2 separate regions of the Homo sapiens genome follow, and region 1 is linked to region 2. Evidence: read pairs that join two places in POLR2A ChIA-PET (ENCODE). Cell type or tissue: CD4-positive, alpha-beta T cell. All regions are shown on one strand. Links, peaks and the distances in the headings refer to the core of each region. The heading gives the core; the rest is flanking DNA.

What was found. ChIA-PET counts read pairs that join two places held together with the same protein. Peaks named below come from ENCODE experiments on the same cell type or tissue, not always from the same donor. Only the 100,000 strongest peaks of a DNase experiment are listed, where the experiment ranks them.
Region 1: POLR2A ChIA-PET joins it to region 2 with 63 read pairs; 7 of 35 experiments call an interaction of 5 or more read pairs at or near these places.

What each region holds. Positions count from the first base shown.
Region 1 is chr14:65,926,105-65,931,485 of GRCh38, forward strand. No RefSeq gene overlaps it. Among named protein-coding and RNA genes, the nearest start is that of LINC02290, 180 kb to the right of the region's middle. RefSeq lists an enhancer at 2,894-3,431. In CD4-positive, alpha-beta T cell, for the core only: CTCF peaks have their summits at 2,074 and 2,274; a DNase peak (open chromatin) is centred at 2,007; H3K4me3 peaks cover 502 bases; H3K27ac peaks cover 3,418 bases.
Region 2 is chr14:65,844,836-65,850,216 of GRCh38, forward strand. No RefSeq gene overlaps it. Among named protein-coding and RNA genes, the nearest start is that of LINC02290, 260 kb to the right of the region's middle. In CD4-positive, alpha-beta T cell, for the core only: no CTCF peak of the experiment used is centred there; DNase peaks (open chromatin) are centred at 1,836, 2,436 and 2,866; H3K4me3 peaks cover 1,086 bases; H3K27ac peaks cover 3,097 bases.

The DNA of each region.
Region 1 (5,381 bases), core at 114-5,113, 81 kb after region 2:
AAGATTTATTAGTTAAGTAATGCTAGCTGTTGTAACAGACGAATTCCCAAATATCAGTGGTTTAACACAACGGAAGTTTATTTTTTGCTCACACCTGGTGTTTCATGAGAGGCTTTCCATGATCAGTCTTGCATACACAAAAGAACCTTCTTTAGTGTCTCTACCTGTTAGATCTTCTAATAGGCCAGCACATTGGATAAGAGAGAATGAAGGCTGGAGCAGAAGGTTTATGCAGGTGAGGCTGGAAGTAAGGCACAGCACCTCTTCCTTGCTGAACACACTTTCTGCTGTCCCACTACATGGGGACTTGCTGCGATAGGAGGTATTAAAAATTGTTCTAGGCAGATAGGAAAAGCGGTCCTTGGAAAGTTTTCATCTCTTTTAAAGCAGCTCCAGAAACATTTCTTGTCTAGCAGGAAAGCCCTGGCTCTTAGAGCTGGGCAGGCAATCTTTCATATGCAAATGTTGGCCATTAGAAACTGGGTCCACCCCAACAAGAGGATTCCTGCTGCCTGCCTCCTTCTTCCCCTTGCCCCACATGTTCCTGGCAACATGGCTGCCCCCACATATCCCCACGTGTGTAGAACATTATGGCGCCCTGTATTTGCATATTAAAAGGCTAGGGTGGGAGAGTCAGTTTTTTCAAGGGCTACGTGAATGACATGCCTGGTCAAACCAATCCTCTGAGCCCTATGCAAATCAGATACTGCTTCCTCCAGCCTCTCCATATACCTGGCTGGTTTCTGCGTACTTGGGGTCCCCTCTCTCGCTTTGGAGCCGCCCCCTACCCCCCCCATCTCTGTACAGGGGAGCTGCTGCTTTCTTTCTTTTCCCTTCTTTCTTACCTATTAAACTCTCCAGTCCTTAAAACGACTCCACGTGTGTCCGTGTTATTTTATCTAATTCGACTTGAGACGAAGAACCCTGGTGTTCTTCCACTCATGGAGTTGCATCATTGCTATGGCAAAGTCTGGCTTTCATGCACAGGCTTCCTCTTTTGCCAGCACAAGGGCTGGGAGGGCTTGTAAAACCCCAACAACCTCAATGTTTGTTGCTCATTTAGACCAGAACTTCAAGTCTTAGCTGGGTGGAGTTAGTAAGATCCACAATTACTGATGAAGCTCCTTATCTCCACAAGAGAATCCTGGCTAAAGAGGATGCAGGGTCTCCGGCCAAGCACAGAGACCCCATCCTAGATTTCATTTCTCTGTTGATAAAGTGATCATTAGGATCTGTGAGTTTGGAGAGACACCTTCTTCAGTGAGCCACAATAATTCCTCCTGAAAACTGATCAGTGACATCTTTGCCAGCCAGAAGTACCTTCTGTAAAACTGAGGGAAAGGAGCCCCAAGTAACCCTCAGCTCTTTGAGTCCTCAAAGACCATCCCCCTACAGGACCTTGGCCCCAGATATTTCATATCAGATCAGCTTTTCCTCCCCGCAGGATTCTCTCTAATCATCTCTCACCACCCAAGGCAGTGTCAGCTCAGGCAAAGCAAACTAATTTTAATCTAAGGACAAGTAAAAATATAATTAAGAAGGTAAATCTATTTCCCAAATAGCATACAGTTCTCTGTTGACTATGCATTTTTTAAAGTATCTGTAAAGACAAAAGACATTCATTCATCAATACAGATACAGCTGCTCATTTGTTTGTGGAGTTTGCAATTAAATACAATTGCTTGTTTTTAAGAACCCAGCTTCTGCTGCCCAGTGAGATCTATTTTGGAGGGCAAGAGAGGAAAGAAGAATTCTAACTCAAACAGAGGGAGTTTGCAGAGGGAAACAAAACCCTGCGCAGGCACAGAATTCCTTTTAAATAGGAATGTTCATGAGAAAGACCTAGGATCTAAATTTTCCCCCAGGGTGGGGCTGCTTTTCGCTTGATGTTATCTCAGCACCTTCACTTCACTGATGAGGCCAACAGATCAAGATGAATAAGCTTTCTCAGTTGCCGTGTTATTTAAACCCACAAGCAGGCCCCTGCCCCTTCCTGGAAGGCTGCGGTGTAACACCTTAGCTGTCGCCTGGCGCGCTGCTGTATAAACACACCAGGCTCCAGATCCTTTATTTCAGCAGGTGATTCACAATGAAGGAGCGGGAGGCTGGGTCCCCAGAGCACGGAGTCCTTGCCTGTCCACCCCCCTTTTCTGGAGGGCGGGAAGCTCTTTAGTATGCCCTACTTAGCTCCAAATACAAAGAAGGCCACTCTGTTTCCAAGAAGCCATTCAGTCATAATAGATATGGTTAGAATGATAGCCCAGAGGCTGTGGGTTAGGAAAACACATTTATTAGAGAAGGATCCCGTTCACAATAATTAAGTGACACAAATGAATGCAAGTTAATGAAATCTCAGTGGGATTGAATGTGCTCAATCACGGCCCCCACCCCCTGCCCTGGGCAGCAGTAGTAGAGCATGAAGACTCAGGAAGCACAATGGGACCCCATTCTTTGGTCCTGAAATTCTCCCCATCTCCTCCCAATGCTGATCTGAGAGGTAGACCTCTCAAACTCTCCTGGAAGGTGAATCCTGAAGGAGAGGGGTGCAAGGACCTGGATTGCTGCATTCTGTCCCCTTCTGGCGTGATTCTTGGATGGTCTTTCTACACTTCAGCCTCAGGGTTTGCCAGATCCAGAATCCTCCCCAGGATATTTTGAAGAACACGAAGTGATTTTTAAAAAAGGCATTGAAACGAAAATAAAAAGCACTGAGGATGACTGCAATAATACACAATTTTATCATCCATCCATCCTTCCATCCATCCATTCAACAAAAACTTATTGGATATCTCCCTATATCAGGCACTGGGGTTATAGCAGTCAATGATAATAATAATGATGGTGATGATAACAGCAATAAGAATAATAGAACTAACAGTTGCTCCTGATGTTTTCCAGGCACTGTTCTAAGTGCTTCACCTACATGCCACTCATTCATCCTCACAACAACCCAATACTACCCAGGACAAGTAAACAAGGCACAGACCCTTTTGGGAAAGAGCATGTAGCCCACAGGTGAGGCAAGACCTCTGCAGGGAGAAAGCCAGGAGCTGAGCGCATGTGGGAGCCCTAGCCCTCTGGAAGGCTTTGAAGGCCTCTGGAGGGAGTGGCACCAGCTGAGCTGAGGCAGGAGGAGGAATGGCCTGGAGCCCAGGAGAGTGCTTAGAGGGGACTGCAGAGACCATAGTCCCTCTGGCTGGAGTTTAGGGTAGTGGTAAGAGATGCTGCGGGGTGGAGAAGAGGCTGGGAAAGACTTCCTAAAGGAGGCGACAAGTGACCTAAATGATGTGTAGAGTTGGCCAGGCAAAGGGTTTGGGGCTGGGGAGGCTGAGAGCCCTGGGGGGTCGAAAGGGAGCTGGACCACAGGGTGCTCAGCCAATGGGTCCCATCAGGTGGTGGGGTCAAGAGAAGTGGCTGGGGGGTGGGAACACGCCCACCACACAGCTTTGAAGCTGCACGCAGGAAGCTGGATGTGATTCTGGAGAGCACTCTGGCTGCAGCGTGGATCATAAATCCCAGAGGGCTAAAGGGGCAGCGATGGTGGGGATGCGACTCCTAGGAGTCTGGGTGACTGTTGAGGGCCAGGGTGGTGGGAAGGAGGCAAAAGGGAGATGATGTGTGGGATAACCAGAAAGCAGGGCGGGGAGAGAATGGGGTCCAGGGCGACTTCTAGGAACCCAACAGATCTGCAGAGCGGTGGCAGGCACACCATTGTGAGGTCTGCAGCCTTCCTCTCTGAGTTCAGGTCACACTTCCCTGACTTCCCTTTACTTACAGGGGGAGGGCTTCTTCACCAAAGGGAAATGACTGCTGCCGTGGGCTGCTCTGCTCCTTCCCTGCTCCTTCCCTGCTGTCCCCCAACTCCAACTATACCCCACTGCCCACCTTGGTCCTTGGAGTCCAGCACATACCATTGGTAGGTGTCCACATAACTCTATAGCCACAGGGGGGCCACTTTCAGATATACATTCTACATGGCCAGGCTGGGGCTATGGCCCAGGTGGCTTCCTTAGGGCCCATTTGGCCGGGCTCAGTGTCTGAGCTTTATGCGCATGCTTCCAGATCTTCTCTGACATCAAGCCATGTCATCTGTGGGCTTTTCCTTCTATAAGAGATTCTTAATCTGGGGTCACAGGTTCCTTCAGGATCTAGGGAGTCCAGGGTCACCCTGGGATTATATCTAGAGTTTTATGTGAATGTGAGGGGTTTTTGGGGAGAATGTTTATAGCTATCAGATGCTCTGAGGGATTTGTGATCCCCAAAAACTTAAGACCCATTGTTTTGGGCTCTGATTTTCAAGGTTAAAATTTTCCTGGCTAATTTTCCTTCTTATTCTCACCATCACCTCCCAATGCTAAAGCCCCTGGATAGCGTTCACCTCATCTCTTCACAGTATTTCCAGGAATTCAAAATCAGCATTTGCCTTTTAAAGCCTGTCTCCATTTTGCCCTGAAAAGCCTCCACTATTCTGCATTATGTATTTTTAAATGCTTGGGTGGGCACAGTGGCTCATGACTGTAATCCCAGCATTTTGGGAGGTCCAGGTAGGGGAATCACTTGAGCTGAAGAGTTCGAGACCAACTTGGGCAAAATGCAAGACCCTGTCTTTATCAAAACTACAAAAAATTAGCCAGGTCTGGTGGCATGCACCTGGGGACCCGACTACTCGGGACACTGAGGTCAGAGGATTGCTTAAGTCTGAAAGGTGGAGGTTGCAGTGAGCCAAGATCATGCCACAACACCCTAGCCTGGTGACAGAGTTGAGACCTCATCTCAAAAATAAATAAATACTCATTCTGCATATTTATATTTTATTGTATTAATAGAAAAAATTCTTATTATGGGTCCTTCTTCCTGCAGATCTCCATCACTTTTGAAGAGAGGCAAGCTTGCCATGCTCTTGCCTGATTTCAGGCCTTCTGACTTGGTAGACCCTTGGGAATGACAGCGGCTAACATTGGCTGGGAGCTTGTTAAAAGTCAGGCATTATGCTAAGAACTTGTATTATCTCATTTAAAACCCTTAACAATGCCATGAAATAGACATTACTGTTATCCCAATTTTAAAATAAGAAAACGGGGCATAGAGAGTATAGCAGGAAGGACGTGGCCGACCCAGAACTGGAACTCAGGTGGCAGAGTTCCAGAGCCTCATGTTAGCCTCCCACCAATCCACTGATTCACTTCATCTGTTCATTATTGGAGACGGTCACTGTCTAGCTTGCTCCCTAGCCTGGAATCAATAACTTGGAGTCAACATCATCTGAAGTCAGATCCTAACCCCTCTCACTGATGTCCCTTTTGGACAAGAGTTGTTCCACAGAGGAAGTGGTAGCTTTTGAATGATAGGAATACTGTAGCCAACATCAGTATCTCTTGTCC
Region 2 (5,381 bases), core at 305-5,304:
ATCATGGTGGGGGAGGGAGTGGGACTTGGGAATCTGCATTTTAACAAGCATCCCAGGTGATTTTTACGCTTTTTAAAGCTTTGGCGCCATTGCTCTAGGCATTGTTAGTTGCCAAAGTGATATATTGCTTTTATAATTAACTTTATTCAGACAAGGCAAAACAAAGATTATTATTTACTATATTTAAAAAATCATGCCTCATTGTCTGACCTCCCTTTGTTTTATAACTGATATTTAAAAGACCTAATTCATGTGAGCTTTCTAGTGTGTAGACAGAACTTCAGAAGAATCCATCTAACTTGGCAGGAATCAAATACCTGAACCGAAATTAACTATCTTCTCCTGTGCCAGCTTTGTGCAGTGATCTGCCCAAGTGAAAGAATCATGGGCCTTTTGTCACCCTAAAACAAATTTCCAGAAAGAAAATGAATATATAAAACATAAAAAACCCGTGGTGAATAATATAGCCATTATACACCCAGCTTATGTTTTCTTCAAATATATTTTTTCATAAAACATTATAGGAAAAATTGTGTAGTCCCCCAACACATCCTCTTTCCCCCTTTCCCAAAGGCAACCACTTTACTGAATTTAGTGATTTTATTACCATAACATAGTATTTGTAAATTTTTACTATGTATTATATTCATACACACAATTTGGTATAACACATCTTAAACTTTATCTAAATAATATCATATGATATGCATTTCTCTGCAAATAGGTTTGTTTTGCCCAGTGATGTACCATGTTGACATATGTAACTCCAGCTCATTTTAACTGTTATTAGTATGGCCTAGAGTGATATAGCGTTGTGTAGCATAGAATGATATTAGTGTAGTGTGCTGTTGTAGGAATCTGGCACCAATTTTTTTTTCCCAAGACAGAGTATTGCTCTGTTGTCCAGCCTGGAGTGCAGTGGTGCAATCTTGGCTCACTGCAACCTCCATCTACCAGGTTCAAGCAATTCTCCCACCTCAGCCTCCCACGTAGCTAGGATTACAGGCACATGCCACCATGCCTGGCTAATTTTTGTATTTTTAGTAAAAACGAGGTTCACCATGTTGGCCAAGCCGTCTCGAACTCCTGACCTCAAGTGATTCTCTTGCCTCGGCCTCCCACAGTGCTGGGATTACAGGCGTGAGCCACCACACCCAGCCCACCATTTTTAATCTATTCTTCTTTATTAACATTTGTTTTCATTTTTATAAAACTATTATGAACACTGCTGAAATGAGCCCTTTCGGTGAATTTCTTCTGGTGTATGAGAATTTTATGCACCTAGCAATAGACTTGCCTACATGTATGTCCAGCTTTAACAAATATTACCAAATTGTTCTCTAAAGAAATTGCATCAATTCATATAACCATTTCTTGAATATTCCACCAAGTTTTCTGTGGCCTCAAATTTAAGAGCAGAAAACAGACATACAAGCCAAAGAAAGAAAATAGCTTTGAAAACTCATTTAATTATTGGTAGAAAGTACCAGACTGTTCTTTTTCCAATCTGGAAGTGTTTCTTCCACATGACCACCTGCCTTCAAATACAATCAGTGCATATTGGTTAAGCCCTGCCAACTAGGCATTTGCAAGTGGAGGTCTCAAAATACACAGGCTAAAAGACTCATCCTCTGAAGTTTAAAAACTAACTGGAAAGCTAAGACATAAACTATAGATAAAAGTTAATTATTAAATAACAATTTAACAGTAAGAGAGAAGAGATATCCTTGGGCAGTACTGATTCATCACTGAATGAGTAGAGCCTGCATTAATTCTATAGGAGTTCACAAGATGGGGAAGTCAGAGCTTATGTGATTCTGATTTGCCACAGAATGGTTTCCTAGCAACCATTACTAGCTGAGAATCAGCTCACTCTGCTGTTTTGAACCAGACCTTGCTCTGTTAGAAAAATGAGTCAAATAAATGCCAGCTTAAGGTAGAATTTCACCACGTAAAACTATATTTGAAATATATGACTTTTGAACAAAGATCTAAAGTAATTTCCTTCGCCAGAACTTAACAAAGGTGGATGTGTGGAAATGGAAGTGGCACCAGATTTAGGGACTTGGACACCTAATTTTTCTCAGGAATGGGGGTGGACAGTGGTGAGTGAAGAGGCAAAAGACAGACTCAAGGAAAGTGTGGGCGGGGAGACAACAGAACCCACATGGGAATTATGGAATTGAATAATTCCCTAGCCACACCTGGCCCAGGAAATTTTGAAGTTCTTACAGGTACAGGGTTGGGAAATTCATCATTTGCACATAATTCCTGGAGACTTGCTTCATATCACCAGCTTCTACTTTGTCCCCAGAGACATTTCTACTTCTACTTTGTCTCCAAGAGACTGTGCATCACGTGTTTCCTGACATAGAAAACACGGCCTTCACCTGATGGTTTCTTTCTAGATCTCTCACCAAGTCTTACCACCTCTGAGGATGACTGAGCGGAAGAGGAAAGACCTTGAGGCTATTGTGGGAAGCAGGCCCAGGGCAGTGCTTGTTTTGAGCTTATCAGTACCTTACCATGCATTTGTTTTCGTTTTTTAACTATTATGAACACTGCTGAAATGAACTCTTTGGGTGAATTTCTCCTGGTGTATGAGAATTTTGTAGACCTTGCCATGGACTTGTGTATGTGCATCTCCAGCACCCAGTAGAACCACACAGAGGAGGCACAATTCATCACTGATGGAAAGAGTTTCCAAAGCAAACTCTTCCAGCTCACACATGACAGAAAGGCATTTCTTGGCCCTTCCGATAGAAATGTAGATTCCCAGAGTTCAGAGTTGAAAGACACTTTACAGTTCAAATACGTAGAATCTAAAGCAACAGACAATTCTGCCTTGTGGTTTAGTTATTACATATCTGTGCCCAACATCTCCTGGAGAGGAAACTGCCTCCTACCTTTCCCCTTTGTACAAAAACAACAATCAGATACTCTCAGAGACATCGAAAAGGCATAGTTTAAAAAAAAAAACCTAGTCAATAATATTGAGAATGAGATGTAAGTTAAGAGATCCTAAAAAAATTTTTTATTATTCTTAAAATCTCGTAAGGTTTTAAGTTTAGTTGAATTAAGATTAATTAGAGTTCTATTAATAATTGGTCACTTGAGCACAATTTTCCAGTACTGTAATTTCTATTACATATTGAATTTCATGGAAAGCCTTTAGATATCAATGTTGTGCCAATACGAGAAATTTACTGATAATTTTTTTTTTTCTTTTTTTTGAGATGGAGTCTCACTGTGTCACCCAGGTGCAATGGCACGGTCTCAGCTCACTGCAACCTCTGCCTCCTGGGTACAAGTGATTCTCCAGGCTCAGCCTCCCGAGTAGGTGGGGCTATAGGTGCATACCACCATGCCTGGCTAATTTTTGTGTTTTTAGTAGAGACAGGGTTTCACTATGTTGGCCAGGCTGGTCTTGAATTCCTGACCTTGTGATCCACCCACTTTGGCCTCCCAAAGTGCTGGGATTACAGGCTTGACAAATGTTTTGTTTCAAATGGTAGACTAAGCCATCCAAGTGCATTTTAGGTGTTCCTTGACATTTTTTTTTTTTTTTGATATATCAATTTTTATGAAAAGTGATTAATTTATTTGAATGTAGTCGTAAGAGTCCAGGTCCCACCAAAGTTGGTGGGTCTCCTGGTTTCTGTCACCTGAATTCAGCCTCTGTTCTGGTGGATACAGTGGTATGTGGGGTCTGGCTCATACAAGCCTGCAAAGGTTTGTTCAATATTCAGGCATTTTGTGAACCAGAATCAGTATTCAAAATTAAATGATATAAACTCACACTTCGGCCGGGCGCGGTGGCTCACGCCTGTAATCCCAGCACTTTGGGAGGCCGAGGCGGGTGGATCATGAGGTCAGGAGATCGAGACCATCCTGGCTAACAAGGTGAAACCCCGTCTCTACTAAAAATACAAAAAATTAGCCGGGCGTGGTGGCGGGTGCCTGTAGTCCCAGCTACTCGGGAGGCTGAGGCAGGAGAATGGCGTGAACCCGGGAAGCGGAGCTTGCAGTGAGCCGAGATTGCGCCACTGCAGTCCGCAGTCCGGCCTGGGCGACAGAGCGAGACTCCGTCTCAAAAACAAACAAACAAACAAAAAAAACCTCACACTTCAATAAATTACATTTAAAACAAGGCTAATAGGTACTCAAAACTCATGACTTCCTAATGATTTGGCTGTATTTTACTATTGTCTATGCTCTTGGGTTTTCTTTGTTATGCCTGGTGAATCTGTCTGGAAATACTACTATCTGTGTTCATCTCTTCCAACACTGTGTTCAGTAACATTATGTTGATACCATGAAACCAGCTGTGGCGGGAACATTTACACTACTAAAAGTGGCAAACACTACAAATCAGGGCTTTTATGGTAGAGCTAGTTGTTAGACATTTACCAACACGCTCTTGGGGCTCATGTCACCTCTGAGGTGACACTGAATTGTGAATCCTGGCCAACATTCCTTCCACCATCTGGCTCATGTGTTCCCAGTTCTAAGCAAAATACAGTCAGAAAGAAGGTACTCTATAGTCGCTTCTTAAATTAAAAAAATGGAACACCAAAAACCTCATAAAATCCATTTCATAAGTGACTGTTAAGTATCATACTTTGTTTTGTGGGATTATGCTGAGGTTTCCACCTGAAACCTTTATTCCCGTGGCTAATGGAGACATCTCTATAAGGCTGATTTAATCCTTTCCAATACTTCTTATTTATTTTTCATAGTGGGCCCAGCCTAATAACTGTTCTGCCTGTTAGGGAGCTGCCTTCTGCAGCAGTTTTGATGCAACACCTTTCACCGACCCCTGGAGGACCAGACAGCCAGAAGTACCTTTGGTTCACACTGATTATTAGCAGCTTAGCATCTTGAGTGCTAAGCATACTCCCCTCCTGCTGGTTAAATCCCTTGTTTTTTTCCTCTTGGTTGCACTAAGATAATCGCTAAGTATTCATCACACAAGGGCAGTGTGCTAGGTTCTGCTTTGTCAGGAAAACAGGAAGTGTTTTTTTCACTAATGCTCAGAGCCAATCCAGCATGATAGGGATTTAATGAGAGACTGGAAAGAGCCCAGCAGACAGCCAGGTATATGATGAGAGACCTGTCCCCAGTCCACTGGAAGGCCAAAGCAGCTGATACTAAGGCCCCTATGACAACTGGTATTCTTGGTACATTTTTGAAGTTGCTGATATATTCTTTAAAAAAAGAAAAACAGAGATGAAAAAATGTACTGTCACTAAGAGTTTGGGGTTAAGTTTCTTGAGGCAGAATAGATATGGATCCAGCCATCCATTCCTAGATAACTAATCAAGCAGTACGAAAACCTAGGAAAAAGTCTGCTTAGGCTCTTTGAGATTCTCTTGCCTATG